2 separate regions of the Homo sapiens genome follow, and region 2 is linked to region 1. The links are chromatin loops, found by intact Hi-C in ENCODE. Cell type or tissue: A673. All regions are shown on one strand. Links, peaks and the distances in the headings refer to the core of each region. The heading gives the core; the rest is flanking DNA. Region 1 has its middle 150 kb from the start of VAPA. Region 2 holds the start of APCDD1 (APC down-regulated 1).

Region 1 (16,112 bases), core at 5,978-8,477:
CTCAATTCTAAGTCAAAGCACATACAGCAGCACAGCCAGTGCGGTGAAGTCCCCACGGCTCCTCGCGGCTGCCTGATCCCCATCCCATGGACATGCAGCCCATATGTGTTCGCTCCACAGAGATGAGCTAGCAGAGCAGGACAAAATCACACCTGCCCCCTTGGGCCCATCATTGCAGCAGACACCAGAAATAGTGGTTTGGTATTGCACAATTTGTACATTTCACGATGAGCAAATGGGATTTTAGGTGATCTTGACTTTCCTTTTTCTTCTTTTCTGTGTTGTTTGAATGTGTTATCTTTATAATCATAAGAAAAACAAAGCTGTATGTTGAAGAGAAATTTGGAAGGCATTGTCTAAAGAGACGTGCAGTAAAAAAGAATAGAATAATGTCTTTTGCAGCAACTTGGATGGAACCGGAGGCCATTAGTCTAAGTGAAGTAACTCAGGAATGGAAAACCAAATACTACATGTTCTCACTTATAAGTGGGAGCTAAGCTATGCGAACATAAAGACAAACAGAATGGTACAATGGACACTGGAGACTCAGAACTGGGGAGAGGAAAGTGGGGTGAGGGTTGAAAAACTACATACTGTATACGATATATACTACTCAGGTGATAGGTGCAGACCTCACCAGTATACAATTAATCCATGTAGCCCAAAACTATTTGTACCCCTAAGGCTACACAAAAAGAAATGAGTGAGTAATTTTGTTCAAACTAAAAGCTTACCTAGTTGGCTAAGCCTAACAGAGAAATGCTACTATTGAGCCTCAGAGAAGCTTGGGGGCCACCGCGACCACGTGTGCAGCCTGGAGAACCGAGCTGGACTGAGTTTTGCTGGGAGTGACAGTGAAATGTAAGTAGAAAAAAAAATCAAGTTATTGGGGAACTTGCCCACAAGGGCCATGGAAGGACTCCTTGGGTGAACAGAGCGAACTCTAAGACCCTGTCTCTGGGAGGCAGGTGACACCGAACACCTTTGAGGCTGGTGTACTTCGTCTGCTGCAGCCCACTGTCCAGCCGTCTTGCCTCAGTGAAATGAGGCAAGTGAAAGAAAATGCTCAGAAAAGCATCTGGGCATCTCAAATAGATGGTCCAGGCCCTTGGCCTCAAAGATTTTGAATGAATTCTGAGCCTTTTCTCTTCCATGTCATCCTGGTCTGGGACAGGCCATCGATGCCTAACAGCGCCTGCTGCTCAGGGCCATGGATGTGTTGACGTTGCTGTCATGCCCCATCTGTGGCCATCAGGGAACCGTCAGCATGCTGCCCCGCAGAGCCAGTCCATGGACGCACCGTGGCCATGCTTGTGGCCTAAGGGCATCTTGGGAGAGCGGCTCCACAGTTGTTTGTTTCCTCCCCCAGGTGCGCATCAGCAGGGCCTGAGCCCGGGGCCAGCAAGCATGGCAGGCTCTTGGTAGTGTCCTTAGTGCACACAGTCATCTTCCCTCGTGAGTCTGACCCATTTCTTTTAGCCATAGATGTTTACGTTGGTCTTTTGTTCTTTAGGATGAGTTTTCTCTTGTTTCCTGGGCAACTTAGGCTTAGATAGGCCTACTCCATCAGCCTGTTCTCTCTGGGGCCAGAGATACCTAGGCCTCAGGAGTGACACAATTCAGGGATCCAGGTGGGATGCCTGCCACGCCATAGTGTCACAACCAGCATCCTATGTGCAGCATTCAGGGATTATCTGAAAAACAGAAGGATCCACATCATAGAGTTGTTGTAAGGATAAAATGTGCTATCTTGAAGGGCCTCATGCAATGCAGTGCACGTTTCAATTGCTTAGTACATGGTAGCCACACCATCATACACCACTCATTTTGGATGACAGCATTGGTGGACTGTGTGGGTGGAGGTCTCTGAGTTCTGAGTGGCACCTACGCCCCACACCTCCTGCCACCTTCTCGGGCTCACTCAACTCTCATGGCACTTGATGAAGAGACTGCAGAATGCTCAGGCTGGCTGGTGCAGCAGGATTAGGTGTGGCTTCAACTAGGCTGCTAACTTTGGACAATGCTTTGCATTTGTAAGTGTAAGGGAGGGAAAACTTTCCCTTTAGTGAGATCTAGAAGCTTATATATGCTCTTCGTAGGGGACAGGGAAGGAGAATGGAGACAACTTAGGGAAGGGTAAATGACTTTAACTCTTTGTCTGTGGCAAAGTCTGGCTGGCTGGCATGAACCTCCAGTTTCCTCTGCTGTGCTTTCAGTTCCCTCTTGCCTGGTGGATGCCTGGGGAGGGGTTCATGACATCTGAGTTCCTTTGGAAGATCTGTCTTTGGGTAGAAAGGAGGAGCTCAGAGAAAGCCCCTTCCTGCATTTGCTATTCCCCAAGTACCCTCGGTTTGAAGAAATCGCCAAGAGTGATTTCAATATGCCATCAGAGTGGTGTATTTTGGGGTGGCATTTCTAAACTCTTTTATAAGCTACACTGCATACAAATAGAACATTTGGAAAAGTCACTTCCTGTGACTGTGCAAAAAGGCTTTAAATTGAGAATTGTTGTCTGATTAATCATCACATGTGCTGTGAGAAATGGCGTGGAACCACTTTATGGGGGAAATATGTCTTTTTAGAGCAAATATCTGAAGACAGAGAAATGTGAAGATTCAAAGTGATCATTCTCAGCTGTTCCCTGGCCATCAGCCAATATTGCTTTTATTTCCTCCTTTTACTGGAAACGGCTACTCCTACCTTCATAGAATTTAGAAGTCCAGAGCTGGAATGGGCAAGAACATTCTCAGGGGAGCAGTGAGGCCTGAGCCTGGCCTGAGATGCATCTAGGATGAGACAGCTCACAGCTTGTGGCTCAGGACCACTGCAAGGGGGAGGGAAGGTGGGTGACATGGACAGTTCTATAAGGCAGGTCTTTCTCTGAGGACTTTCCATTTCCTCTGTCCTTCCACCAAGGCTCAGTTGGGTGGTGAATTAAGTTAACTGGTCATTAAGATGAAAGAGGGAGGAGGAAGTTCAGAGCAGGGCTTGTTCTCCTTCCTGGAAAATAGCCTTGAGCTGTGGTTTGAAACAAGAGTTGCTCTTTAAGGATTAGTTGTATTTTCAAAAACCACATCAGATGGAAAACCCAGAGTCACAGAAACTCCGGGCTTGGCTTTGATTTGGAAGATGTTGCAATGATCTGAACCAGCAGTGACCTCAGAGGTGGTGGCCCTGGAAGGTATTGGGTCTCACCTGAGCTTCCACCTTTAGTTAAGGGCATGGCCTGGCTCCTGTCTACAGAGCAGTTAAACATTGCAATCATGGAGCCAAAAGCTCACAAACCGGAGTGATTCATAGCACTGTAAGGACAGCTTACAATCCTTTCCTCAGGCAAAGGTTTCGTGATGAAGACACTAAAAGCAATTGCAACAAAAGCAATCCTCACCACCACTTGATATTTTCTTTCTTTTTTTTGGATAGTAGCCGTCCTAATGTTGTGAGGTGGTGTCTCACTGTATCCTGCTCTGTTTTGATGAGGGAACATCAGATATGCTTCCTGTGCTGAACACCCTCTCAAGAGTAAAAGCCTCAGCCATCCTGGTGGCCTCCCAAACCTGAAGGATCCCCAGTGACCTCTGGCCTCATCTCTGGATGATGCCCTGTCCTTCCCCCAGGCTGTTTCCCAAGCCCACCTAGCAGCCCTGATGTCCTTCTCTATCTGCCTGGTGTCCCCGCTTCACCAGGACTTCATATAAAGTCAGATCTTCAGAAAGGACTTCTCTGTTATTCCTACAAAATCTGCAGTTCCTCCCCTGTCTCTGAATCCCTCACTTGGCCTGCAGTCTTTCTTCTCTGCTGTATATTGAGCATCCGGAAATGCCACCTGGCACATAGTAGGTGCTTAGTATTTGCCAAATGAATGAAAGAAAACTATACTGAACTATAAACTAAGACTTCTGAGAGTTAGTGACATTTTTAGATATGAATTTATAGCCAGATTCCTACCAAATTCTAATTCTATTTGTTTTCAGTAGATTCTCCTGGGTTTCCTGGTATATAATCATATCATCTACAAATAATGACAGTTTTCCTGTACTCCCCCCCTTCTTTCCCTTTTCATATTTTTTAGTATAATAAATAACAGGGGTGATAGCAACAGCTTTATCTTGCTTCTGACCTTCCATCAAGTGTCTCTGAAATTCCACCATGGATGGTAAGTTAATGTTGGCTTTAGATCTGAGGGATGAATTTTGTCATGCTGAAGAAGTACCATGGGCTCCTGTTTTACTTAGGACGTTTTGGTTAAAACCAAGGAAGAATGAAGGGTTAATGCTCTTCAGCCCCCTTCAGCACCTACTGGGTATTAAGCTTTCTCTTTGACTCCTTAGTGTGGGAATTATGTGGATGGGTTTCCTACAACTGGACCGTCCTTGTGTCTTTACCTTTTAAACCCAGATGTGCCCCTGTGATGTGCAGCGAGCCCCTGTGGGCAGGGCCGGCCATGTCCCCTCGTCCCTTCGTCCCCTCGGGAGGCTTGCTGGGAACTGAGGCTGGCCGCGGTGGCAAGCTTCCCAGCGAGCCACTCAGGATGGCTTATTGTTTCTGAATTAAACAAACGAAGAATGAGATTCAATTAGAGGCAGCATAATGTAAACCGAGATGGATTTATATTTAGCAAGGCAGAGACATGTGGGAAAGAATGAAACTTCCTTCGTTTCAGAATTGGGAAGTCGGCTTTGAAGTGTGGGGCTGGGCTTTCTGGATGCTGTCTTCACCTCCCCCAGACGCGCCCCCAGATGTTTCCCTCGAGATACTAAACTTCTTGGGAAAGCAGCAGAATTCAGTGGGCAGCGAGCTTCTGAGGCTTGCACGTAGGAGCCTCGCTGTCTCTGTTAAAGCCACTTGCAAGGACGAAGCCACATTGTCCCCATTTCCTCATTTCCAAATGGGCTGATGGAACCTCAAAATCCTGGTATAATGTGATTAAAGAAGAAAAGAATAGATTTTTTTAAATGATGAAGATGTCACTACATTGAATTTACTTTTCCAAGCCAAATTCTAGAGAGTGCCTTACAGGGGAACAACACCCTCTTTGTTATAATTCTGTTTGGGTCGGCTTTCAGCAGGCAAATGAGATGGGAGGAGATTTCATGGATGTTTCTTAGTTGAGAAGAGTACATGAATGTGAAACCCACAATAGCAATAGCAAGGACCAGCACAGGACGAAGCCCGCCGCCGACTGAGTGCCAAGTGTCATAGTCTGTAGTTTAATCCCCGCATCTAACTGTCCTCATGAGGTGGGTGTCGTCAGCCTGGTTAGGGCTGCTTGCTGCAGTGTCAGCAGCTGGGCAGGGCAGTGGGTCTTAACCAGGAACAGAAAGACAGGAGACTTGCTTCTTTCTCTCCCAGACCTGTGTCTTTGGGGTTGTCCATAATCTCTTCTGGTTTGCTGGGGCCTGTCTTTTTGTAAGAGGACAGCCTGTTCCATGGAGATGCCATTCGTTTGCAGGGAGCTGCCCTGAGGGAAGGAATCAGGAGGGAATTACTGACACAGATTTGTAGGGGTGACTTTATTTTGTACAGGGATTTTAGAGTTTATAGCAGGAAGAAAGCAAATGCGAGTCCAGGGCTCTGGTTGCCTGGGTAAAGAAAAATTGAGTTGCTCATGCTTCCAGAGTAAGAAGGAAGTGTTAAGCTGGTGACCAGCGTGTCTCCTTTGGGGAGCGTCTGGGAGCACCCTAGGGGAGAGGCAGCCAGGCCTACAAAATGTCCCAGAACTGCCTCTGGGGAAGCCAAATCTAGAGCCCACCCTCCAGGAAAGAAGAAAATTTTGGATGAGCAGAAACAAAGTCTTCCTGGAAAATAATTTCAACATGGACCCTGCATTTCTTTAATCCCTTTGCCTAAAGGAGTATTATGTTGCTTTGGAAAAGAAGCAGAAACTTGTTCAAATGTTTTTTTTAATTAATTATGTTTTTCTAAACACTAAAGCATCATGACTTTGTGCTCCCTCCTCCTCACTTCCCCTCTCTTCTCTCTGCCCTTTTCCCCCTCTCCCTGCTCCCTCCCCCTAGAAAGCGTAGACTGGGGCTGAACTAGTTAATGGAGACCAGCCTTCACACAGGGGCATCTGTGGGACAAAGGGTCTTCTGCAATCATGGTGTTTTAGGAAGATTAGGAAAAATGAATAACTTCCTTGAAAAAATTGGTTCGGAGGATTGTTTTCTTCGTTATACCTCTGGAAAAAATTCAGTGATACTGCATGAAGGGAAAAGAATTAATACAGCTCTTCCTCCCCTTTTCTTTATTTTTATATCCAGGAGTCACTGGAAAAATCAGACCTTTTCCCATATCACAGACCCAGCAGCAGTTTGGGCGTGCTCTTGCCTGTGTATAGAAAGCATGTCAAGACCGATTAAATTATCTAATTAAAATAATGACCACAGAGAGCCTGTTTATTTTGGCCTGAGGAAGGTCAGCTCCATGGGCCCCTTCTGTCCTGCTGAGGTCCCTCCCCAGCCACAAGCATACACAAGACCTATGATGACCTGGCTTCTAATAACCTGCTCCCAGTAATGTCAGAGTGGGTCTTATGCCACCAGTGGGGACAGGACTCACTCCAGCTGAGACAAAAGATCGTTCTTTAAGACTCTCTAGACACCGTCTTTGTATCTGTATCTATATCCCTCTAGACATCCATCTTTGTATCAGCATCTGTATCTGTATCAGTATCTGTACTGATACTGTACTTTGTATCAATATCTGTGTTGAATCAGTACTTTGTATCAGTATCTGTTCACCACAGCAACTTGAAGTGTGAAAAGTTCTGGCAAGGGTTATTTTTAATCTACACCAATATGGACAATTGTTTGACTGAGCTGACTACAGTCTTGGGTGCTTTTTGCATCATGAAGATAAAACCTAAGATCCACAGAGCATGTTGACCGGTAACAAGTGAAGAAAACGCTGCCAGAATATTTTTTACACAGTACTAGGTAATCATTTGGACTAATTTGTCATGAGATTATTGGGCTGTCTTGACAATGTGCAGGCTCAGCCCAGTGAAGGGCACATTCCCGGGACCCTGTGTCACCCCTGAGGATGCAGGGTATTAATGAGGGCTCATTACAGTCAGGCTAGATCAGGGTTCTTTGGCCTGCGGTAAGATCTGGGAGCAGAATGTAAATATGCTACACATGATTTAATTTCAAAGAAGCCCCGGAGGAATGCACTGAGCCTGTCAACACTGCAAACCCAGTGCAGGGTGTAAGCCCTGTGCAGGGTGTAGAAATGCTTCTGTGGCTTTAGAGACTTGCTGTTTGGTCTTGCAGTTATTGAACAAAGTGCTCCCTTTTGGGGGTGGTTGGTTCAATATCCTGTAAGTCCTTAGAATGGAGGCCACAGCCTTGGAAAGCCAGAATGTAAAGCCTCATTCTTATTTTCTCACATGGTCCCAGGAGATGACGGCTGGATGAGCACTCTTCAGAGGGGAGCAGGGAGGCAGCGGTTTATGCAAGGGAAGGGCAAATGATGCAGCAACAGGCGAGAAATAAAAATTGCCTGCCTGCCTGCCTGCCTGCCTGCCTGCCTGCCTGCCTTCCTTCCTTCCTTCCTTCCTTCCTTCCTTCCTTCCTTCCTTCCTTCCTACCTCCCTCCCTCTCTCCCTTCCTTCTCTGCTTCCTGTCTTCCTCTTCTCTTTCTTCTTTCCTCTTTCCCTCCTCTCTCTCTCCCTCTGTTTTTCCTTCCATCCTTCCTCCTACATTTAATGAGTAACTGCTATGAGCTACGAGTGTTAGATTTGTGATATTCAATAATATTAACACTGATTAACATTTTTATGAAATTCTTTAAAGTTTGGCATCAACCATCTTACCTTGGGATATAGGAGGAGAAAAGGAGAGCAAAGTGTGAGTTTCTGTAGGAAAAATTTTTACAAAATGGTATCGAGATTATTTTTCAATTTTGGGTGCTCTTCATTTCTTTGTGTAGATCTAGATTTCCACCTAGTATAATTTTCCTTCTGCCTAAAGAATTTCCTTAAACATTTTTTGTAGTGCGGCTCTGCTGGAGGTGAATTCCTTCAGCTTTTGTATGTCCGAAAAAGTTTTTATTTTGCGTTCATTGTTGAGAGATTTTTTTTTTCTGGGTGTAGATTTCCAGGTCAACAGTTTTTTTTTTTTCCTTTCAATTATTTAAAGATTGTGAACTGTTTCTTATTTATCCTTCCAGAAATTTTCATTGCATTTGAAAGCGTAGACTTGAATCTATATTTGTTTTTGTTAAAGAAGAATGGGCTGATTTCAGTGCCCATCTGTCGTTCTGCTTCCTGATGCTCCTTTGGGATCTTTGCCTGTCGTTGCACACTGAACTATACTCGTTCATTTTCTCGGATGCACGGCGCACACGTGCTTACTGTGTCTCATTCAACCAATCCCTTACTGTGGGAAGTTTAGATTTTTTGCCTTCTATATTTTTGTTGTTGTTGTAACAGTGTTCTTATTGGTATATCTTTATGTTGTACTGCTCTTAAAATGCTTTCTTGTTTGTGGGAGTGGACTGCATTCATTTTTTTCTATTCTTTAAAAAATTTTTTTTATTTTACTTTAAGTTCTGGGATACATGTGCAGAATGTGCAGGTTTGTTACGTAGGTATACATGTGCCATGGTGGTTTGCTGCACCTACCAACCTGTCATCCAGGTTTTAGGCCCCACATGCATTAGGTATTTGTCCTAATGCTCTTGGGGGGTGGGGGGCAAGGGGAGGGAGAGCATTTTTTTCCTATTCTAAAATTTTTAGTATTCCTCCAGCATCACCCTTCCTCCTCACCTACCCACTGTCTGTCCCTCTATGATCTGCTATACGGAAACATCTACAGGATGTTTTGTGTTGAGCGGATGAATACATGAGTGAATGAATGATGGGGGGTCGGCGGGGAAATGCCAGGCAATTGCAGCAGCTGTTGCTCAGTGCCCCTTCCTCAGAATGGCAGGCAAGCCAGTGAGTTGAGCACATGGCAGGAAGCTGCACAGGCCTTGGCGAGACCAGCTCCTGAAGTGTCATCTGTCATTTTTGGTTTTCCCATTCGGTGGCTGTCTTCCAAAGCATGAAGTCATTCTTAGAGCTCTGGCATCAAGGTGCTGACCCATTCTGTGAAGCCCTGGGTTGGTCTTCCTGGGGTGCTTGGCACTAAGCAAAGGGCAGAGGGTGAGAGCCAGGGAGGCCCACAATAGAAACAGATAAAGTGCTTCAAGAAAGCCCGCCCCATCCTGCACTGGCAGGCTCTGAAATGATAGCCTATCATTTTGCACACAAAAAGGGGAAGAAAACCAACAGTGCAAATGGAAAAACTGTCCACCGTGTCCAGAGGAGGGTCTGATATGTCAGACTTGTGTGCCAGAGAGAAACCCCGGGAACAGATTGACCTCCAAACCAGGTTACCAGGCCTCCTACCCCAGATTCCTCTCCTGCTCAGATGCCAGATGCAGGGGCAAACACCTGGGGCTGGGGGCTGCACTTCTGCATCATGGGCACTGCTCCAGAGTCTAGCACCTGTAGACTAGGAAGAGGGCCACACAAGGGGCTTGGGGAGTTAACCCACATGACAGCTGGATTATTCAGCCTCAGATGGACATAGGTGCTGGATGGAATGCCAGTGCTGTAGTTTGAATCTTTGATCCCTAAAACCTCATACTGAGATCTGATCCTTGATGTTGGAGGTGGACCTGGGGGAGGTGTTTGGGTTGTGGGAGTGGATCCCCCAAGGCATGAATGTCTTCATGCCTTTCTCACAGCGCGAGAGCTGCTTGTTACAATGAACCTACCCCCTACCCACCCCTCTCTTGCTCCCTCTTTCCTCATGTGATCCCCACAGGCCAGCTCCCCTTTGTCTTCCACCATGAGTGGAAGCTTCCTGAGGCCTCACCAGAAGCAGATGCTGGTGCCATGCTTCCTGTACAGCCTGCAGAACTGTGAGCCAAATAAACCTCTTTTCTCTGTAAATTACCCAGCCTCGGGTATTCCTTTCTAGCAACACAGTTGGACTAAGATAGCCAGGCAGTGGGAAGTTGGGAGACACCAAGCTAGCCAAGTGGTCTTGTCAGTTTTTATTAGAATGCTTGGAATCATCTTAATGTAGTTTGCATTAAGCCAAGTGGTCTTGTCAGTTTTTATTAGAATGCTTGGAATCATCTTAATGCAGTTTGCATTAACACACACACACACACACGCACACACACACATGCACACTCTCACCCTCTTCATAGAGCAATAATCCCTGACTAAAAGTTGATGTGAGCAAATTAACTTTCTTTTAATTTCTTAACCTCTACAACCAAGATTAAATCTATGCTTCATTGTTCTATTTCCAGAAAAAAGGAAAGATGACCATTCCCTTCTGTGCATGGAGGACCTAGTTTTTGGTTTTTCTGCAGTTGCTGCAACCACACTGTTTACTTAGATGCTCAGTTGCTAAGAGGGAGGCCAAGGGGGCAGGCTGTTGGGATTCGTGATTGGGGTGAAAAGACAGGGAGAGAGAAGGAGGAGGAGGAAAAGGAAGAGAGAATGATCATGCCCCGGAGGTTTCAGATATCTGTGTGTCTCAGGTTGCATTCCAAAGCCAACCTCTCCCTTGGCATAGGAAAGACTGCTTTGGATAATCTGAGGCTCTGCCGTCAGCCAAGCTGTAGCCAGATGAGCTGTAACTCAGTTTACCCAGAGGTTCTTGGAAGTTACATCGTGAGGGGATGGGAGTTGACCAGGTAGTATGTCAATTTATGTAAACAAAGCTGATATCCTTTGTTAAATCAAGCATTCTCTGAACGTATTTGTCTGTAGAACTTTTCGTATTTTTAAAATATTTTTTTAAGTAAAACATACTGATATCCCATGGAACTCTGTCTCCAGAGCCAGACTGCTGAGGAAAGATTCCTATGACCACAGCAGGCAGCAGGAAGTGCTTTTCAGAATGGAAGCGTCACTGGATGTCATTTGGAAAGTCCTGTCTTACCCAGAAGATGCTCAAGGAAGTTCACTCATTAGGCGGTGGCTCATTCTTATTTTCCACACCTCTGAGTAGTTTGTAGACGTAAAGATGTGGTCCCAAATTTCAACCAAGTAGCCTCAAAGATGAGAGTACGCAGTTAGACATGAACATACATATTCCATGAACATGGTTGATTTTGCGGATTGCTACCAATAAAAAGTTCTATCACATTTACTTTTAAAATTAGATTTGAAGTTAATTTCATTTTGACATGATTTGAGATGATTTTATGTAACATCATCTAAAAAGTTAAGATTAGAGTGGATTAAAATAAACAGAACTGGGAATACTTTATTCACTCAGTCACTCACTCAAGTTTGTCTAAATGGATGTCCAGATGATCAAAAAGACGGCATCTGTCCGTGTAGTCTAAAGTCACACAGACATTCGTATTTTCTGAAGATCAAGAATTACAAATCCATACGCTGTACAAATTCCATAGAGGTTAAACCTCACCTCGTAAATAGGTGTTGACTTTTAAAACTGACAATCAGACATTCCAGCTGCATGCTGATAAAACTGTCATTCCTCCCTAGTTTTTGTTAGAATCCAGTGAATACTAAAAAAAAGTTAAAATCCTGCCTTCATGAGTTACTGAGTGAGACAATCCAAGTGGGAGGTGCGGCCTCCACAGCCCACACCCCAGCTGGTCCACCTGCAGGCTGCCTCTGCCAGGCCCAGGCTGTGTGTCCATGGGGCAAACCGCTCACCTGGAGTCCCTGAGGAAGGGAGCACACAGGCGGCCCCCTTCAGAGCCTGGATGTCCTGGGAGAGACACGGCATTTCTGGGAGTGATTACCTTGTGCAGGAAGGGACAGCCCACTGGGGACAGCCCTAAGTGGGGAACTGCCTGACCTGCAGTTGCCCAAACGCCATGGAATCAACCAGACCCAGGAGCCTCACAGCCCCTCTCTTCCTTTAAAGCTCCCTACATACCTCCTCCAACCCATATCACACCCACCCTGCCTAGCACAGGCCACAGAAATAGCTGTCCCCAGGCCACGGACATGAGGCAGAGCAGGTGGAGACAGGAGAGAACAGAAGCCAGGGGGCATCTGCGGAGGAAATGGTGGGGATACAAAGGAAAACCTCCCAGGTCTGCAGCGGGAGCGGCAGAGCATCGGCTTTTCTGCTGACAGTTGCAGATGCATCTCTGGACCAGGAGTGCAAAGCTCTGAGTTCTGGTCCCCGCTCTGTCACCAAGCTCCAAGGTGATCTCTGGCTAATCACTCCCTTCTCAGTGAAATAATGGGACAGGGCCAGATAACCTGCAAACTGGTGCCTCCCGCCCTTACCCAGCTCCCCTGGGAGGGGGCTCCTTCCCGGGGTTCCTCCAAATGTGACCTGTGCGGCAGGCCTGTGCTTATGCTCAGAGCTACACCGTCACATTGCACAGGGAAACCTCGATTCTGGGTGTCGTTAGGACACAACGAAGGCCTAAGCATGCCCGAGCCCCTGGTGACTCCACTAGGCGGGCACAGGAGTGTCTCAGAGATGTTTCCCTCCTGAGCACCGGCCCTCTTCCCGTTCCCTGCTAATCTCTGTGTTCTCACTGGGCTGAGCACCTTTGTTCTTGGCATGGGAATTTCCATGTGTTGAATATGCTTAAAACATTTTTTGAGAGGTTGCCTTTCTAAATATTTTGGTTCTTAACTCGAGAGTTTTGCTGCTTTTCAGAGTTGGTTTCCTTTTTATGTGCTAAACTCTTGCTGGGAGAGATCAGAGTAACCACCTGTGCCGGTGGAATTTCAAGTCTACCACAGAGGATAAAAGCCACAATAGTGGCTGGAAAGAAATGAGAGTGAGAAGTCCTGTCTGCACCCCTTCCCTGCTCTGTTTTTCTGCACAGAGGGCAAATGTGAAAGTGGAAACCATAATATTGCCCCGCAGAATGAAAACATCTGGGGTTTGGCTCCTTTTTCCTGTCTTTGGACAACATTTATTATCATCTTGAGATTTAACACACCTATTTTTGCCAAGCAAATGGTGTTATGATGGTGAGTGAGATGACAAGTGCAGCCGCAGAACCCTCACCGGCTGTCTCCCTTCCTGAGCGTCTCTGAACTGACTGGCCCTTGGTGAAACTTCAGCCAACTAGGGCTTCATTCCTTTCTCTGTCAGCCTTGCGAGTCTTGGACATGCTTTTCTCACTGAGTTGTCAGCGTCTCTGGGTTTTCTCATTGTGCACTGTGCACAGTGCCGGGCACAGAGTGTCTTCCTACCATCCTTCTTGCTAGGGTCCTCTGCCATTTGTGGAAGCCCCCTCTATACCTCACACTGTCTTCTCACAGGGCAGCCTATGCTGCCTTCCTGACTGTGTCCTGTGATGGCGTGCAGGACTGCAAGGTCACTTTGCAGAGCGTCTGTTTTCTTATTTATAAAATGGGAATCATATCTATCTTCTCTTTCTCCTGAGGTGGAGGTGAAGGTCAAGCACAGAGCCCTCCTGGCATATCCAGTGCTCTCTCCGTTATGAGGAGGGGTAAGGAGTGAGGATGGTGTTTCCGGGAAAGCAGAGGTGAGGCCCGCTGGACTCCAGGCAGCTCTCTGCTCTCCTTGCCTTTTGCCTCAGGTAAAAAAAATAAATAAATAAGTGCAATGGCCCAGAACACAGTCACCCTCCTCATTCCCCCTTGGCTAGGATGGAAGGCATTGCTAACAGCGGGTAGTGGTGACTGGAGAGGACTTGCAGTGTCCCATTTGCAGGAGCCATGGGGACGGTGATTTCTGTGGAGTGGGAGGGGTGAGAGGCATGGGTGGGCCTTGCTTTCTGCAAGATTCGATTCGTCCGATCCGCCTACCTTGCCAGCTCCCCGCCTCTCACAGCGAGCCTCCGGAGATTGGGAAGCGGCGTTTCCTCACCTGCCAGTGCTCCTGTACTCCAGCTCCGCAGACCCCACTCCAGCCTCGCGCCTTGCATCACACACATCAGAGCAGCATCTCTCAGGCCAAGCCCTTCCACATTTCTGCTGCGCTCCTGGCATGTGGCTAACCCCGCATGGCTTCCTACATTTAGTCATGGATACCGGAGATGGGAAGGGCTTTAAATGCCAGTTGGTCAAGGCTCATTTCACATATGAGGGAAATGAGATCCAGAGAAGCTGAACAACTTACCTGAGATCACACAGTTTGCACTGTAGAATTGGATAAGAACCCCGCTCTTCAGCTCTCAGCCAGCATCCTCGTGCTGTGTGAAGTGATGGGTATATTGGCCATAGCTCGGGATGTGCTACACCTGGTGCATGTGCTTATCCTTTTATAAGCTGTGCTCTGTGAGCATTGCTGTAGGAGGCAGGGTGGAGACATGGGAGAGGGCAGTGCTCAGAGGTTCTGAGTTCTAGTCCTGCTGGCACCAACTGGCTGTGATCCTGGGCAAGGCCCACTGCCTCTTTGGGGCCTGTTTTTCTTGTTTTAAAGTAAAAAGTTTGGACTGCAAGGCCTCTTTCAGTTTTAAAAGTCTGAATCAAATCCCAGGACTTTGGGAGGCCGAGGCGGGTGGATTGTTTGAGGTCAGGAGTTTGAGACCAGCCTGGACAAGATGGTGAAACCCCGTCTCTACTAAAAATACAAAAAAATTAGCTGGGCGTGGTGGTGTGCACCTGTAGTCCCAGCTACTTGGGAGGCTGAGGCAGGAGAGTCGCTTGAACCCGGGAGGTGGAGGTTGCAGTGAGCCGAGATGACACCACTGCACTCCAGCCTGAGAGACAGAGCGAGACTCGGTCTTAAAAAAAAAGTCTGAATCGGTACTAAATGATGGACCCACATTGAAAGAAAGCCTGCTATTTGAAGATGCTTGCTAGTGAATGCCAGGTCTTTTTGAAAAGCGAACACTCCATCAGTTGTTGTTGGGATCATTTCAGATTTTTGCATGTCAGTCGGTCTGGAGAGGAGATGATGCTCTGAAGGTGCTGCCTGGCTCTGAACTGTGGAAGCCAAGAGCTCTGGTGGGGTTGGAACTGAAGGTCCACCACATTTGCCCCAAGAAGAACATCCTTGCTGGCCTTGCTGAGGGAGCCTGGCATGCATCATGCTTGGCAATTGTCTTCCTGAGACTCCCCTGCTGGGACAGCGACAGGGCATGGGGCCCTGAATGCATGACAACAACAACTGCAGGTCTCCTGACCCTTGTTTGTAGAGGTGGGTCATCTCTAGTACCGACCTCCATCCACCTGCGAAGCAGGGCTGGTCACTTTGTTACCAGCCACAGCCCTCCCCTGGAGGGATCTGCAGTGTAAACGGATCATGTGAGTGCTGACCTTTGCAAAGGTCCAAATGTGGTCAATTCAGTTATTCATACCAGGCAAGGAAGCTGCCTTATGAATAATTCAAAGTTGTTGCAAATCCACAAACCTTTTTCACATTGCCTGCTTGCAGTAGGCTCTCCATAAATGTTTACTGAATCACTGAATAAATTAACATATGAATGAATATTTTGCAATAAGCTTTTGGTATTTACATTTGCACATCCATCTGTTGATGCTCTGAGGATCAGCAGCAGTCCTCACAAAAGGGCTCAGGCATGCTCCCAAAACAGGCCAGAAAAGCCAAGTGGGCCATGGTTCTCTCTTGCTCTGCAAGGGTGGCGGGGAATAGAAAAAAATGTTCCCATGGCTGATACAGCCTCTAGCTAGAAGCTGTGAGATTCCTGACACACGCCATGCCAGATTTGTGTGGCTTAACACTTTTATTCTGCTTTTATAACCCTCTCCTCTAGCTTTGGTTAAAACTACTATGTGGTCAGCAGAATGGCCCCCCAAAGATGTTTGGGCCCTCACCCCTGGAAACTGTGACTATGTTACATCATGTGGGAAGAGGACTTTGCAGATATGATTAAAGTTATGGACCTTACAATAGAGAATTATCTTGAATTATCTGGGCAGGCCCAACCAAATCACATGTGTCCTCAAAAGCGAAGAACTCTCTTCACGGGAGTCCGAGAGATGGGGCTGAAGGAGAAGTGGGAGGGATGGAAAGGTGAGAATGCTCCATGGGCTGTTAGGGGCTTGCAGAGGGTGGGGCAGTGAGTCCAGGAATGCAGGTGGCCCCAAGGAGCTGAAAGGGCCCTGGAACCAGTGGAGAAATGGGGACTTCCATCCTGTAACTATAAGGATGTAAATTCTCCCAACA
Region 2 (16,112 bases), core at 9,360-11,859, 400 kb after region 1:
TAGGCTCTGAGGACTCAGAGGGTAGTCAAATGCTTTCGACCATACTCATAGTTGACTGTGTTCTAGAATCCATGTTTTAAATACCCTGGCCCTTCTTAGAACCAAAAGGCCTAGAATCTCAGAAATTCCAAATGACTAAATGACTTGCATGATGGCCCAACTTTATACCAATTTTCACAATGACTGCGTTAGAAAACCAAACTGTAGCCCAGGTTTTAAGGGGCATTGGTCCTTGTGCCTCCCAGGACAACAATGAAATAGAGCGTTCTACTACTCTGTACTCACTAAAAATCAAGACACCCTCCTAAGAAAATCAAGCTAAGGCGATCACCCAAGCTCTACATCCCAGGAAATTTACTCATGATTGAGCGTTCCTAGGGAAAAGCAAAGGACTGGTTCTGACTCAAAGACAGGCGATTATAGAAGCTCATAGGGCAACTGCGTTTGTGGAAAAAAAACCGCTTGGTAGACACGTGACAGGCCTCGTGAGTTGGTAACTGAACAAATCACAGGCGTTCCAAGAGGCGATGTGTTGTGTGGCTGGGAACTTAGCTCCTTTGAGTTTCCTCTTCTCCATCAGCATGGCCAGGGTTATTTATGAACAGCTCCAGATATTCTAACACACTTGTTGATGCTCTTAAGGGGATCCTGTCCAGCTGTCCCTGCCAAAGACACTCCCATTATCACCAGGACCTGGGCTCCACATGTTCCTGCTTGAGGCTTGGGTTCTCGTAAGTGGTTTGGGGAATTCCCTGTGCTTATTTCAGGGGTCCCGATTCTGTGCTGGATTTAACAGCCACTTATTACCTCCCTAGCAATGCTTGCTTCCCAGTTCTATTACTCTAAACATATATCCACAAATAACCTCTCTAAGACAAATTTACATGTCTTCCTTTTCCTTTCATTATTCTTCTCCAGAAAGAGGTACATTAACAGCAGAAGTGAAAAGTAATGCAGAAAATGAACTTATCCTCGGACAAATCTAGATCTTCTCGACTGTTGGACGTTGCGGGGACATTTTCAGGCAGTAGTAACTCTGGCAGGATGTTATGTTGAGGGTCGAGTATTTAAATCTATGACACTACATGGGGAAAATAAACTGGCAAAACAAATTTGAAACTGCTGACTTCATTCTGGCTACGTTTATACCACACCAGTAAAACCAGTTGGAAAAACAAAAATTGAAGCAACTTGACTGTCAAAATGACACCAAATTACAGCTGACCTGTTGGTTTTATCCTTTTTTTAATAACAAAATCAAAAAATTAAGCACATACATGACCTAACTGTTCTTCTAATATGTGATGAATAACCTAAACATTTTTCCATTGCTGTCAACCTATTTGCTTATACAAAAATGCACCACCCCTAACACTCTCTTAGCCATTTGCTTGTTTCAAATATTCTTTGATGGACTAAAAGGCATCAAATGACTAAAAGACATTGAAAAACTAAACACCACTTCATATGTGTTCTTGGTGACAAGGCTTTTGTTCTGCATAACCAACCAAGTATGCTGTTTACATCGTTTCCAACTGCCCAACATTCGTGAAGAAGTCAAATTCTTGGTTTAAAATGAAAATTTGATTGGCCCTTGGCAAACATTCAAATCTTACAAATCATAGTCTGCTACCCAAGCCTAGCAACTGGGATGAGAGAACGATCAGGTACAAAGTCAGGCTCAGAAAGATGTGGCAGAGCAAGACTAACACAAAATAATGCCTGCGCTCATAGGCATCGTTTTCATGATCTTCTTTTTGCCCACACAGGTATTCTTTCATCTTCAAGATTTGCAAACAGGAGCACATTAATCTTCACAACATCCGTGTGAGCTGAGCAGCTGGTACATCTTATGATCCTCTGTATTAATGATGGAAAGATGATAATGATGGTGATAAAAATTAAGACACATCAAACAGCGTCAGCACTATCACATCAAAACACCCATGGATTTCTCAGGTTAAAAAAAAAAAAAGAAAAGTGGAAACTGTCAAATGTATTCTCATCTATTTTACTATTATACCGTTGCTAAGATCCAACTACTTTTGAAAGTCTAACACATAAGGAGTTGAATTATTGCATTGTTCAAAGGGGCAGAGAATTCTCTTGGGAAATCAGGCATTTATTTTAATCTTTTTTTTAAATGAAAAACACTAACGGTTGCGTCAAGAAATGTTCTCTAGACTCCACTGGGTCTCCTGTCTGCTCTTTATCCTAGTGTGGAGAAGAGGTGACATTAACCTTAGGAGGGGGAAAACTGCTGGAAGAGGGGAAGGGCTCAAGCAGGCCCTTGGCAGAGGAGGGACCTTCCAGGTAAATCAGATGGCCACTGCCTTGTACCCGCATTGGAGAACGAAGGACCCCAGGGGAAACTCTTCCTGCCTTTGGGTCTCAAACGCCCATGTAGTCCCCCCTCCCCCACAAGACCGCGAACACAAATAAAATCAGCTTTGATTGTGGTGATTCAATTTGCTCTGGAAGAGAAGAGGACTCGGCGAAGGGGCCTAAGTGCACGTTCTTAGACTGACAGGGAGCGTTTCTCGGAGATTTCTCCCGTTTCAACAAGTCATTTGCCTAGTGGAAGGGGGAGGAAAAAGTGAACGGGCTCCTGCCTCCTACACCGTGCCCTTCCCAGGTTGGGGCCTATGACAAGGTTCTCCGTGCTCCCCAGAGGAGCCAGGCACTGGGCCGGGGTAGGCGATTTGTAGTGAAGACCTGCACCGCACCCACGAGGGGGCCCAGCACTGACGCATCCTCACCCCCAGCAACCCTCCAGGACTCTCTCTTTGGTCTCCCCTCTCTCCCATGGCTGCGCGCTGGCACACACCCCGGCTCAGCAGGCCGCTTTGCTTGGATCCCACGCCAGGCCTCCAGCCTCGCCGCCCGCACCCCCTTTGAACACCTTTCCCCAGGGGAGTGGGCGGAGGCGGAAGGGTGACCCGCGCATTCTCTTTCCTTGCGGGCGGGGTGCGGGGCCAAAGGCTCCCACCCCCTCCAAGGAGGAAGCGCGCCCGGAATGGGGGACGGGGAGGAGAGAAAGGGGTGCGCAGAGCCAGAGGGAGGCAGAGGGGCCTGGAGGGAGGAGAGGAGGAGGGGAGGATGGAAGGGGTAGGAAGCTGGAAGAGGAGGGGTAGGCGAGAGAGGGGAAGGAGGGAAGCGGGAGGGGAGCGGGGGGAGGAGGGGCGCCCGGAGTGGGAGGAGGGGAGGCGTTGCCCGACGCGCCCTTTCAAGTCTCCGCGCTCCCCCCCGGCGGCGGCTGCCCGGGGGCGGTGGCTCGGCGTCGCCTCCCCCGACCGCCCCCTCCAGGGCCCCTCCTCCGTGCCGCGGCCAGGCTGCCCGGCCGGCGGCGCGCTGGAAATATGAAGAGACGCTGCAGCTGCGGTGGCGGTGGCGGCCACTGCAGCTCAGAGCGGCGCACGCGGCGGCCGGGGCGGGACGCGGGGCCGGGCGCGGAGAAGTCGGGGCGGGCGGCAGAGAGGCCGGGACGCGGACCGGGCCGGGGCGCCCACAGCCGCCCGACGGCGCCCAGAGAGCGCGCGCCCCGCAGCCCCGCGCCTAGCCCGCCGGGCATGGGGCGCGCGGCAGCCGCCTGAAGCCCCGGCCTGGCCCGGCCGCACCCGGCCGGAGGCGGAGGGCAGAGCGCGCGCCCAGTTGCCCGGGCACCAAATCGGAGCGCGGCGTGCGGGAGGCCCCAGAGCAGGACTGGAAATGTCCTGGCCGCGCCGCCTCCTGCTCAGATACCTGTTCCCGGCCCTCCTGCTTCACGGTGAGTTCCCGAGGGCCACTCGAGCGCTCCCAGCCGGCGGAGGCAGCCCGGGCGCCGCGGAGCCCGCGGAGGCGTCGGGTCTGGATCGCGGCACGGCCTACACTGTCCCCTTGGCGGGGCGGGTCCGAGGGGAGCCCCGCGCCTGCCGTCTCAGCCCTGGGAGAGGGGGCTCTGCCCACTTTCCGAGGCTTGGGACCGCTCTCCCCCAGGGCGCCCGGAGCTCTTTGCTGCGGGACTGTTCTTTTTGGAAGGGTGGAAGCTCTCCCACGCAGACACCTTTTATGTCCAGAATCCGTTGCATCCAGTCCGAGGGAAACTTTCGTCCGCTCTGCTGGATTTTCCAACTGTACACTGCCATGAAATCGCCGGCTCTGCGAGCCTTTTTCCAAAATGCCAGAATGCAGCAGGCTCTTGATGTGTTCCAAGCGTTTAGGAGAGTGGAAAGAGAAACTGATCATTTGGGAAAGACACGTCTGTCTGCCTTCTGAAAACTAGTGTTTGTTGTCTGCCTGCACTTTGCCTCGCGATTGAGGCGGGGTTGTGGGGTTTTCTCCCAAGTGGACTGTTGCGTTCTCTGGGTGTAATTTTAAGAAACAGGGGACCCCTATTAGCCAAGATTTAATCATTATTACCAGTCTCCCAATGTGCACCCCAACTTGACGTCCCATTTCCTGGGCTTCCAGTGCCACTTTTCCCCAGGGGTTCTAGTAAACCTTTAGCTAGAGAACATCAGCCCTTTCAGCGGGTTCCAGAAATTGCGCTGAAAACACCAAGACAGAATTTCTTTGGGGTGGACAAGGCAGGTTTTATGGCGCGTCGGGTTCATAATCCTGACAAGCCGTGGCAGATCACGTCGTGTTGATGTGGATGTCCTGAGCAAACTGTCCCTAATGGTCAGACACCTGACGTTTCAACAGCATGACTTCACGGCTCTCCTTCCTCAACACCCACCACAGCCACCCCAAACCTGTAGCGGGCTCCGGCTTCAGAATGCATGGTAGCCAGGACTGAAAGTCAGGCTGAGGACCTTCCCTCCGGAGGATCAAGGAAAGGGAAGAATTGTTAACCCACAAGCCACCGGGATGCTGTTTTCTTTGTAGTCCTGCCCCAGGTGGATGGCTCGCATAGCTCCACAGGCTTTGTGAACTTGTCTGGCTGGGCCAGACCTGTCCAGTTGCCAAGGTGTACTCAGAGCCCCAGTGATCCCAGAATTTTAACAGTCGGGATGGAAGGCTTGCAGAGGGCAAAAAGAGAGAAGGTATAATTATAGGGTTGGACTCCTAGGCCCATCTGCTTAGAATTACAGAGCAGTTTTAATCTTTGGCTGAAACATGAAACAAATCAGAGCCAATGAACAGATCAAACAGCAGCTGCCACACACACAAGAAACAAAAGAGAGAGATGAAACAGGAAACATTGTCCCCCTTAAAAAAATTGTTGTAATATCTGTGAAGAAAAAAGATAGTATGGTCAAATGATTTTAAAATTTAAAAAATTACTTAAAAAGTTGGCATGAACAGCATTTTTTGGGGTAAAATCATTGCCTTTTAAACTACAAAAGTGATCCTCAGAGATGCAACCTTGTACACAAGGTAACTCTGAACATGTTCTCCCTATTTTGAGAGGTAGGGGTTGTAATTATACTTCCTATTTAGCAGTCCAAGCTGGGGTAGTAATGGCTGACAGGTAACAAGAGCCCAAGTATATCCTCAATGAAGACAGGAGCTCCAAATCTCCTGAGTTTGAGAATTTGAGTCTGGAATCTTCCATAACTCCGGGGATCTGAGGGAGGAGGGCTCCCCAGACCCCATGGTGTTGGGAGGGGGATTGGGGAGCAAGGAAATAACTGGGAAGGGCAGTCTGAGCTATAAATGGGAGCACAGTGGAGACAGACCGTGTGCGTGCTGGTATGTGTGTATGCATTTGTGTGTACACATATGTGCATATGTATATATGAAGATAAGATAAAAAGGGAGGTTTGCAAAGTTGAGTTGGGTTACATGGATAAACCGATAAAAAGTTATCCAATTTCAGAAAGAATCTGCAATGGCACAATTATTAAAACTAATGTTGCTCAAAGGTCTACTTAGATCCAGCAGAGAGTATCAGACTCTAGTGCAGAAAATAAACAGAGGAAATCATTGTTCAAGTTATAAATCCTCAGGATTTAAGAAAGGTTTGCCATAATTAGCAAGGATAATGTAAAGCACCAGAAAAGAATGGGATATTCTTCCTTTCCCCTTTCCCCCATGACATCTACTTGATTGAAGTACTTTTAACAGCAAATGGGTATTACTCAACCTAACCAAGGGAATGGTTTGCTGAATATGTCGTACTCAACTGATAGGCGCTTTGCAGGCATTTAAGAATTCTGTAGTAACAGATGGAGTGTGATCATATATTTAAATAGAAGTTATAAATCTGAAGGCAATTCTTGAAATCTTCTAAGGAATTAGTGATTTTTTTTCCTGATAAATAGGCATTTTATTTTGCTAACCATAGGATACCATTTGTCTATTTATGGGTCAACTTAGTAGATAAAAGCATTTGTTCTATGGTGTTGGATGTTCCTGTGATAAACTTTAATAAATTTAGTTTCACACATCATTTAGAGATTTATTTGTTACACCACCAAGTCAGGTTAAGAAGTGCAAGAAGTGCATCCTGTGTGAGGATGCAGTAGATAACCATTATGTTTGGCATCCAGTCTTTGTTCGGTTTTGTGGCTACTTCTATTTCAATTCATTGCAACTTATAAATCACCCCTAAATCCTATCAGTGAGTAAATGAGGCTCTGGCAAGACTTGAGCCTGTTGTTTATTTAAGACTGCAAATGTGGTGCGAGACCCAAGTTCAAAATTTGATGGCATAAAAGTATACATGTCAGTTTTACTTTCCTCCTCTTCAAATTCTGAAAACAATTGCAGTACTTAATCCAAATAAAGCCTATTTAATGTCATGAAGGTATGCAGCTGGAAGATGTCCATTATCACTGTTTTCTTTGCTTAGATAAAAGCCACAAAAGTTTCAGATGTCAAATTCTAGAAACCATTCAGCTCCAAAACACAGATTAGCATGAGGTATCCAGAATAAGTGTGACTGTAATGCCGCAGTGGAGTGCCTGATTCTCTTTGCTAATGGAAACATTTGATTTTGAGTTTTGGAGCTGATGTTGGGAGAGATGTTCTATTCCCACACCCTGTTTACTTTTGTAGAATTCGTTGACTTTTCTGAGAGGTGAAGGCTCTTTCAGCTCTCTCCTTTCATTAAAGCTTATTCTGTCAAGACTTTTAAAAACTTTGCAGATTACCAAATGAGAGTTTAACCGACATAATGTGAGGAAACGTTTATACAGGGTAAAATAGAAATCTTTGAAAAACTATTTTACTAAGGACAGTTTTTGTGACCAAGAAAACATTCTTTCCTGCACTTTTTTCCCTCCTCTTAGTCATAAAAAGAAAATGAAGTCTTGAAAAGAAGCATGACTCACCTGTACCCAACAGGGGCAAGGGTCTCAGACAGATGTTAAATATCCTCTGTTAAAGAGATTGACAAGCCAATTTCATTCTTTTATACTAGCTGAGTTCATTCTTTTTCCCCTTAAATGAGAAAAGAACTAAATATAGGTGGGTGATATGTCTGTGTAATTACATACTACTATTTAGGGACAGACTGATGACAATATAATCAATCAAAGGGAGGCATAAAACATTTCAGACCAGAAATAGAAGATGATGTGTTAGTGATTGTCTACATCGGTTGAAAGATACACAGCAAGGCATGTCTTCAGTAGACTCTTCCCCTGGAGTTGAAGTGATCGCAGGGAAAACCAGGAAAAAATCCGCTACCATCCTGGACGTATGAGTTCTTAATGGGTTGGTTTTGTGTACATAGGCCATTGCTTAGTCCTCTCCAGTTTGGGAATAAAATTATTGTGGAAAGTCATGTGATAGGTATGTACATCTCAAGGTTGGAGAAAGGATATGGTATCATCCTAAAATTATTAAGGATATTCTGTTCTGCAAGGGTTTTCCGGTTTCATTCATTCAGCTAACCATTTATTCAGAAAGTTCATCTATGAGGGCCTACTATGTGCCAAGTGCCACCACTTGCCAGGTCCACTGGCCGAAAGGTAGCATTCTCCCTTCCTTGAGGATTCTTGAAGAATATCTAGGTGAGAGAAGGGAAGAAATACTGATTGTAGAGCCCCAGAGCTGAGTGGATGGCACACTGCAGTTGATTGCACTATTTTCCCTGCTGGGAATCCCACAAGCGTGCACACACACACACACACACACACAGACCACAACTGTGTTGAAGAGGGTGGATGTGGCTAGTCAGCTGCAGATCCAACATGCAAACTTTGCAACCTCTGGTTCAGCTCCAGTGTCCACCCTGAGGACTATGGCACTATAAAGTGGCACAGAAAAGTAACTTGTTTTCAACTAAAGTCAAGTGGAGCCAGGAATTTGAAAACTTGACCTTATTATATTGCTCATAAAGAGAGACGACTTTTAGATATGAAGATTTTAAGATGGGCAAAAGCAGCAAGCTTACTGCAAAAAAAATGGTAATAAAAACAAGAACTTGATAAGCAGAAGTACCACAATGGTGGTAAAATTCAGTACAGTCTGCAATACATACATGCTTTTATTTCAAAAAAATGGAAACCTGTGCTGGAGTTTATCTACCAGCACCCACTTCAAAGCACACATTTACAGTAATGACTGCTTATTTAATTGGGCAGGCAATTTCATGGCTAAGTAATTACTTGCACTTAATCTAATCAGTCACATTTTATGTATCACAACAATTCTAACGAGAACACTTTTCTCAGTCTGATTATTAAAGTATACAGGGCACATTATATAAAGTACAGAAACTTGCAAAATGAACAGAAAAGAATCATTTTAAGCTCTCCATAATGGTTGATATTTTGACATTATACTTAGTCCTTTTCAAGTTCAGGTTTTTTCCCTTAAGCCTTAGAGTACATGTATAGAGATTAACCTGATCAAAGATTAGTTTAGCCCCACGTGTGCTTGAAAATTATCGTTTCCTTCCCAAATAATTTTACATTTTATTATGTGTAAAATAGATCAGAACTTTTGATTTCTCAGTCAATATAGATCGGCAGGTGAAAAACCGTGGAATATATTCATCTAGATAATTCAGATTGTTAAAACTTTGTTGAGGACGGGCACGGTGGCTCACGCCTGTAATCCCAGGCCAAGGGCCTCCTTTGGGAGGCCAAGGCGGGCAGATCACCTGCGGTCAGGAGTTGGAGACCAGCCTGGCCAACGCGGCGAAACCCCGTCTCTACTAAAAAATAAATGCAAAAATATCACCTGGGTGTGGTGGCGCATGCCTGTAATTCCAGCTTCTCGGGAGGGTGAGGCAGGAATATCGCTTGAACCCAGGAGGCGGAGGTTGCAGTGAGCCGAGATCGTGCCACTGCCCTCCAGTCTGGGTGACAGAGCAAGACTCTGTCTCAAAAAAAAAAAAACAAAAAACAAACAAGCAAAAAAAACTTTATTGAAAAATCAAGGACTTGTACATGGAGTATACTGTCCTATTTCACTTTTTCCTGTATATGTCGCAATGATTCAAGCCTAAGAGATACCTGAGCACATAGTAGGCACTCAACCATTTGTTGAATGAATGAATATTGACTTGCAAAAGTCCAGCAGGCACCCCACCCTTTTTCTTCTCTCACTGTCTACAAAGGCTCTGTTTGGTTTCCGGGTACACTGGCGTGCTTCCTTAGCACACCATGGGTTTAGGAATGAGATCTGCTGTGGATGGCTCTAGCAGAAGTACTGTGTGTGTTCCCTTTGGAAACTATGCCAAGGACTGCTTTCTATGTGCATGATCTGGTGAATTCAGGGGATGTGAACAGTTAACCTGACACACAGGCCTTTTATTTAGGGCATAAACCTCCATGTCAATGGTCAACCCTGTGCTTCCTTTCATTTAGGTAACTCTGTTTTTAAAATGTGATATCTTTGGGAATTTTCACTCTCTGGTAGCCTATGGTGATTATGATTGTAGTTTACAATCATTGTGCAGTCATTTAGGATTACTATCATGGGGTAATGTATTCCTTGGGAGTAAATCACTAGTGCACACACGCAGGTGCACACACTTACATACCACCGAGCCCTCCAGAGCTCCAGGATCTCATTTAGTGCTCTGGATATGGTTGTCTATAAAATTATGTCCTAAAGCACACAGGGCTTAATTTGTTTCTAACAGATGAACCATTCCTTCCAGAATCTACTTTATTCTCTGACATTCATTTGGAAGAAACTACTCCCTTTGCCATAATAATTTTATCAGGGCCCAGACCATTGGACCCCCAATGTTTGAGACCATTTTATGGTGGAATCATTTGGATAACGTTATTCAGAATTCCTCTGGACTGGGAACAGTCCCTGGAGAGCTTCAAGTTTAGACAGTACCATGGACTGACTTTACACATTCTCAATCAAGAGTGCCTCTGTACCTGTATAGTAGCTAGCATTTGATCAAATGAGATGATATATACATAAAGTGAATTGTCGAGTGTAATGCAAACATTAGTCATTATCATCATGATCATTATGTTTAATTTATAGAGGAAAAAGAAAGGCATATATTAGATGACTTACCCAAAACCACTTTGAAGACCAAAAACTCACAGCCATTTTCTTAATATTTGTTTAATCCTTTCAGATAACTCTTTTTTGCAGATTCACTCGCAACAAAATCTTAGTGAATGGGAACTCCATTCCCTAGTCCCCTTAATTAACATCTAGAATCTTCAACTAATCAAAATGTTGACATTATTTGTGTGTGTACTCTCACATATAGTATATGGTTTCTAACTCTTGTTTTATCTGTAAAATAAGAGGAAAAAACTCCGTAGTCTACACAGTGTTGTTACGTGTTCATTCCAATACCTTTCTATCCACAGCCCCATTCTACAGGCACGGTAGTGCCTTAAGGCACTTCTAAGAACCTGAATCGTCAAAGAAAGATCATAAGGTCAAACTGCACTTGGCATACAATGGCAGAAGTTTCAACAACTGAATATTGTGATTAACCAACACTTCCAATTACACAAGTAATCCAATTAAGTGGGGGGGGCTTAAAAACTTAGCATTATATATAATAAGCACATTTATTATTATAAATAATAGGTGTACTCACACGGGAATGGTTATTATTAGTGCGGTCCTTGAACTTTGCATTGCTAAACACTGGGATGATTGATTTATGCAATTTAAAATGTATTAAAGGAGGCTGTATATATATTTTACAAAAGTTCCTTTTCAGATGCAGATGTACTGCTAAATTACTTGCTTCCTTCCTTCCTTCCTGTCTTCTTTCCTTCCTTCCTTCCTTTCCCCCTTGCTCCCTCTCTCCTTTCCTCCCTCCCTCCCTCCCTCCTTCCTTCCTTCCTGTGACCCTCCCTTCCTTCCTTCCTTCCTTCCTTCCTTCCTGTGACCCTCCCTTCCTCCCTTCCTTCCTTCCTGTGACCCTCCCTTCCTTCCTTCCTTCCTTCCCTCCCTCCTTCCTTCCTTCCTTCCTTCCTTCCTTCCTTCCCTCCTTCCTTCCCTCCCTCCTTCCTTCCTTCCTTCCTTCCTTCCTTCCTTCCTTCCTTCCCTCCTTCCTTCCTTTTTTAATATAACTTTTTGGTAATTCTTTCCCCCACAAGATGCAAGAGATGGTCATTGCCTCTCCAACACTACACAAAAGATTTACTGTAGTTTGTTGGGAGCTGTTCCCTTCTTTTATCTTTCTCATTTATCCAGTCAATAAATCATACAAGACTGAACCATTGCAGTAGCCTTATCATCGATCTTCCTGCTTTCAATCTGTCCCCCATGTCCCTCCAAAAAAACCAGAAAAGTGATTTTTCCAAAATAAAATTCTTACCATACCACGACATTGCAGAAAATCTTTTGGTGGCCCCCCCTTCACCTTTCCAGTGAAGTCCCCACTCTGCGTTAACAGATGTGTGGTGCTCTCAACTGTGGCCCTGCCTCCCTCTGCCCCTTGTCCTAGGTCACCCCGTGCCCCCTTCTCTTAGAGCCTCCTATGCGAATCTCTCACTCCTGCCCCCCATGCTTGAGTGTGCTCAAGCACACTCCACCTAGACCACTTCTGTTCCATATTCAAGACAGAGATGCCTCTCCATGAGCCCTCAAGGAAGAATTCAGACCCTGCCCCCTCTGTCTAGAGTCCTCTACAACCCTACAGTTTCTTGCCCAACCGAGACTCCCTGGGGCAAAATGTTTGTAGATGCTATGTCCAGAACAGTGCCTGGCCCTTCAGAGCCTTACTGATTGGATGAATGAATGATTCGCTAGTTCTAGTCCCGAATTTGGAATTGACTTACTTCAGGCGATGCAACAAACACAGGAGCTCCTTAGTTGACCAGAAATCTGAGACAAGTGTCCCTGGAGGGCACACCATGACTGATTCTTGAGAAGGAAGCTTTGGGGTTTACCGGTCTAACTTTTATGCTTGGCCTCTGCTGCAGCTGAAATTGGTGCTTCAAATGACTTTTTAATTCCCAGCCATTTAACAGAAGTAGTACTCACAGGAAAGTCATCCACATTTGCCACATCAGATGAGCCAAGTAAATACTGGATACCACTTGCAGTGGTGAACTGAAGCCCTAAGAGTCAGTTTCTCCTGCCTTACTGCAACTTCTTTCACTTGACCCATTTAATTTTGCTCCTTAAGAGTAATGAAGATGTTGGGTACTTTGAAGGGAAAAGATAAAAATGGAATAAATACCAACCCCATTTTTCCATCTTAGAAATAGAATATCACCCTAGAGTGTGAGCCTGAAATCACTGTGTTCTTGGGGAGCTGTGCCAGCCTTGGGGTTCTCCATCTGGCCGCTCACATGGGTGCCCTGGCTGCACTGCCAGCCTCGCTGGGTTTCCGAGCTGTGCTCATTGTCAAATGTGAGCAATAGCAAAATGGATATTGATCTTTAGAAACCCTGGGCTATTTAATGTCTTTTTTTTCCTGCTTTCCAATGATTTGCATATTGGAGGTTCTTAGATTGTATTTCTTCCATCACTGGTTAAAAACGTAACTGTAGGCCTCCTTTCCCGTGTGACTCTAGTCTTATGAATGACCCATACAAATGCTAACCACCACTCCCTCTCTCTCTGCCTTTGAACTCCCTAACTTCCTTCCCAGAACCTCCTTCATCATTTTGACCCTTGTTCTTTGACATCCAGGCCAGTGAGACCTTAAAAGCTTCAAAGTAAACACACACACACACACACACACACACACACACAGACACACACACACAAAAACATCTTTGTTAGTCTTTATGTTTCTGGCTCCTAAAGTATAGCAAATAAAGGTTTATAGTGTTTTATTTGTTTATTTTAGAGACAGGGTCTCACTCTGTCACCCAGGCTGGAGTGCAGTGGTGCGATCATAGCTCACTGCAGCCTTGAACTTCTGGGCTCATGTGATCCTCCCGCCTCAGCCTCCTGAGTAGCTGGGACTACAGGCATGTGCCACTGTGCCTGGCTATTTTTATTTTCTTGTAGAGATGGGGTCTTGTTACCTTGCCCATGCTGGTCTCAAACTCCTAGCTTCAAGCTGTCCTTCCACCTCAGCCTCCCAGGGTGTTGGGATTACAGGCATGAGCCACTGTGCCCAGCCTCCTTGATAGGTATTTGTTAAACTGAGTAGAACTTAGCAGCAACTGCAGAGCTTGGCACTTTGGGCCTCACTCTCTTCTACATTGAGGGTCATCATTTAACTTTGCCTGGAGGCCCTATGTCCTTATACTTTGTCCTCCTCAGAGCTCAGAGTGAGCCTGGCTCCTCCATGTGACTTTACCATGATTTTAACTGTTCTGTTAGTTAGAGGGGACTTTTTGAGGGTGGTCTGAGAGCCGTATCATTATTTGAAATAATACCAACCAACATGGAATGAAAGGCAGGGTGCTAAACTGAAACCAACCTTAAGAAGTGGGTGATGTTTTTATCCCTTCATAACTGACGAGTAGACAGAGGCTTGGAGAGTTAAGTGATTTGTTTAAGGTCACTGCGCTAATACTGTGTTTTAGTGACTGCAAGATACCCATCTTTTTCGTACTTTAAGATCTCTGCAGGCCGTGTGCATCTCACAATCAGTGGGGGCCCCAGTCTCCGTTGGCCTCCAGGCAGCAGCCATGAGGGGTGACATTCCCTTTGCCTGTGTGAACCAGAACACAGATGCTCATACTGTCCCCACATCACCTTTATGTCCATCCTTGGGACTCATCTGGAGATTCATTGCAAATAGGCTGATTTTGAACATCAAGAGAGTACACATCTGAGTCAGCATGCTTGGTTTTTTTCTTCCCTCACTCATAAATTACACTCTCAGCACTGAAAAGAAAAACCACAGTGAAAATCAGACAGATCTTCTAATAGAGCAGTGGAGTGTTAATTTGACATTAGTGAAGCAAATATTTATTGCTGGAAGAATAACTGCAACTCCATATTTTCTCACACAGCATCAATCAACTACTTGGAAAGGAGAATGCCCAAAAAATATAAGGCATTGTTTTTGTTTTGTTATTGAGACACGTGCAGAGCAAACAGATTATCTGTCACACGTGCAGCAGTGCCACCAAATGCAAGAGAAATTGCCAGATGTCTTTGACTAGATACAGAAATGTCAGTGCCATCGGAGGCTGCTGCAAGTGATTCACGGGTATCTCGTGACTGTTGTTAAGGCATCATATCATTGTGTAAATGTGCGTGTTTTGTCACTGATAATAAAATAATGATACATCTTAACACTGCTTGATGTCTTGGATTCAATGCAATCCTTCAAGTGGCAGATCTAGTTTCAGACTTGAGCAGCCGAGCTATAGAGATTTTAATCCACATCCACTACACTCCTGGCTTTTATTATCTTCATGGGAAAATACTTGCAGGGTGTAGAGGTTTACAAATCAAGTTTTAGAAGATAGCTTGGTTGATACTGAGATGATGGCTTCTTTACTGAATGCTTAGTAGCATATTTATAGCAGAATCTTCCCCAACTCCCAATACCTTGTAACTTTAGCTAAAATCTATTTTAAGTTAGCCACATCAAAATCGATCATACTGTTGACCCACCAGACAGCAAGTTATACTGGTTTCATTCCTTGACTGCCTAGCAGGGACACTGAGGAAATGTTGACAGTTACCAAGATAACTACAACTGTTGAGGCTGGCAGAGGTCCAGTAAGCAGTCCCCTCTCCCCTACTCTGGTTCAGAACTAAGGGGGCGTTCAACACGAGGGTGAGGCACTTGGGGATTAAAACGTTAGTGTAGTGATAAATACTTAATCAAAAGACACAGTGTAGATGGGTGCCCATGATAGGAGTGCTCATAGTTCCCCCCGAATGTTTCAGACTTCCCATCTGGCCCAGTGCCACAGCTGAACAACTAAAGGGACATGGTCCTCACCCCCTGGGGGAGCTGATCAAAATGCATGTGCTTTGTAAATAGGCTGGTTTTGAAAAGAGAAAAATGACTGAATCAAGCATGCTTGCTTCCACTTCCATAACTCATGTGACTTCACCAGGGGAGGGCAGAATGAGGGAGGGGGAGGGAATGCCCAGGAGTACCACTCTAGTGGAGATGCCTTGCCTCAATGGAACTTGAGGCCTCAGGAAAGGAAGCCCTGGCTTAATAACCATGACCATGAATAATAACAACACTAGGCAGAGTTTTCATGTTTAGAGTTTGCCCCATTCTAGCTCAGGCAAGAATCAGGGGACTTGGCTAAACAGGGCTGAGTGAGGTTGCCTTTAATTTGAACATGGCACTCTCCTCTTTTGTCTAGAATCTCTTTTCACAATTTTCATTTAGTTGAGTAATACCCTTAGGTATATTTGTCTCACTGACATTCATTGCATGTAAAATCTGTAAGAACGATCAGAAGCTGTCTTTCCATCTCAAAGCCAGAATTCTACTTAGAGGGAAAATCTGGGAGTTCAGATACGGAAAATTCTGTCTTCTCAACACCAAGACTTTCCATCAAAAACTAGTTTAGTCTTTTGAATGTTTTGTCCACATGATGGTAAATATCTGAATATTTAACAGATATCTGAAGTTACCATCCTGCAGGTCTCAGTTTATCCAGGTAGATTTTCGTCATGTTGCTGTAAGTGACTATATTCTGAATCTAACTTCTCATTTTCAAATCATCTCTCAGAAACCGTGCCTTCTCTATGAAGCTATTTATGTGTTGATTAAAAAATATAATTGCTTCCTCACCAGTAGCATTCAAACAGGTACATTTTATTTATTTTGTATATTTAAAAAAAGTTTGTACAGTTGTCTA

The links. Peaks named below come from ENCODE experiments on the same cell type or tissue, not always from the same donor. Only the 100,000 strongest peaks of a DNase experiment are listed, where the experiment ranks them.
Region 2: it touches region 1 in a loop (16-fold over the local background); 2 of 110 quality-filtered maps call a loop at or near these places.

The regions. Positions count from the first base shown.
Region 1 is chr18:10,055,391-10,071,502 of GRCh38, forward strand. No RefSeq gene overlaps it. Among named protein-coding and RNA genes, the nearest start is that of VAPA, 150 kb to the left of the region's middle. RefSeq lists enhancers at 13,284-13,785, 13,786-14,285. In A673, for the core only: no CTCF peak of the experiment used is centred there; a DNase peak (open chromatin) is centred at 7,391; H3K27ac peaks cover 2,500 bases.
Region 2 is chr18:10,451,274-10,467,385 of GRCh38, forward strand. APCDD1 (APC down-regulated 1) reads left to right here and starts at 3,362. Exons shown (of 5, transcript NM_153000.5): 1 at 3,362-3,766. The coding sequence starts at 3,709. In A673, for the core only: no CTCF peak of the experiment used is centred there; DNase peaks (open chromatin) are centred at 9,538, 9,888, 10,898 and 11,538; H3K4me3 peaks cover 622 bases; H3K27ac peaks cover 2,445 bases.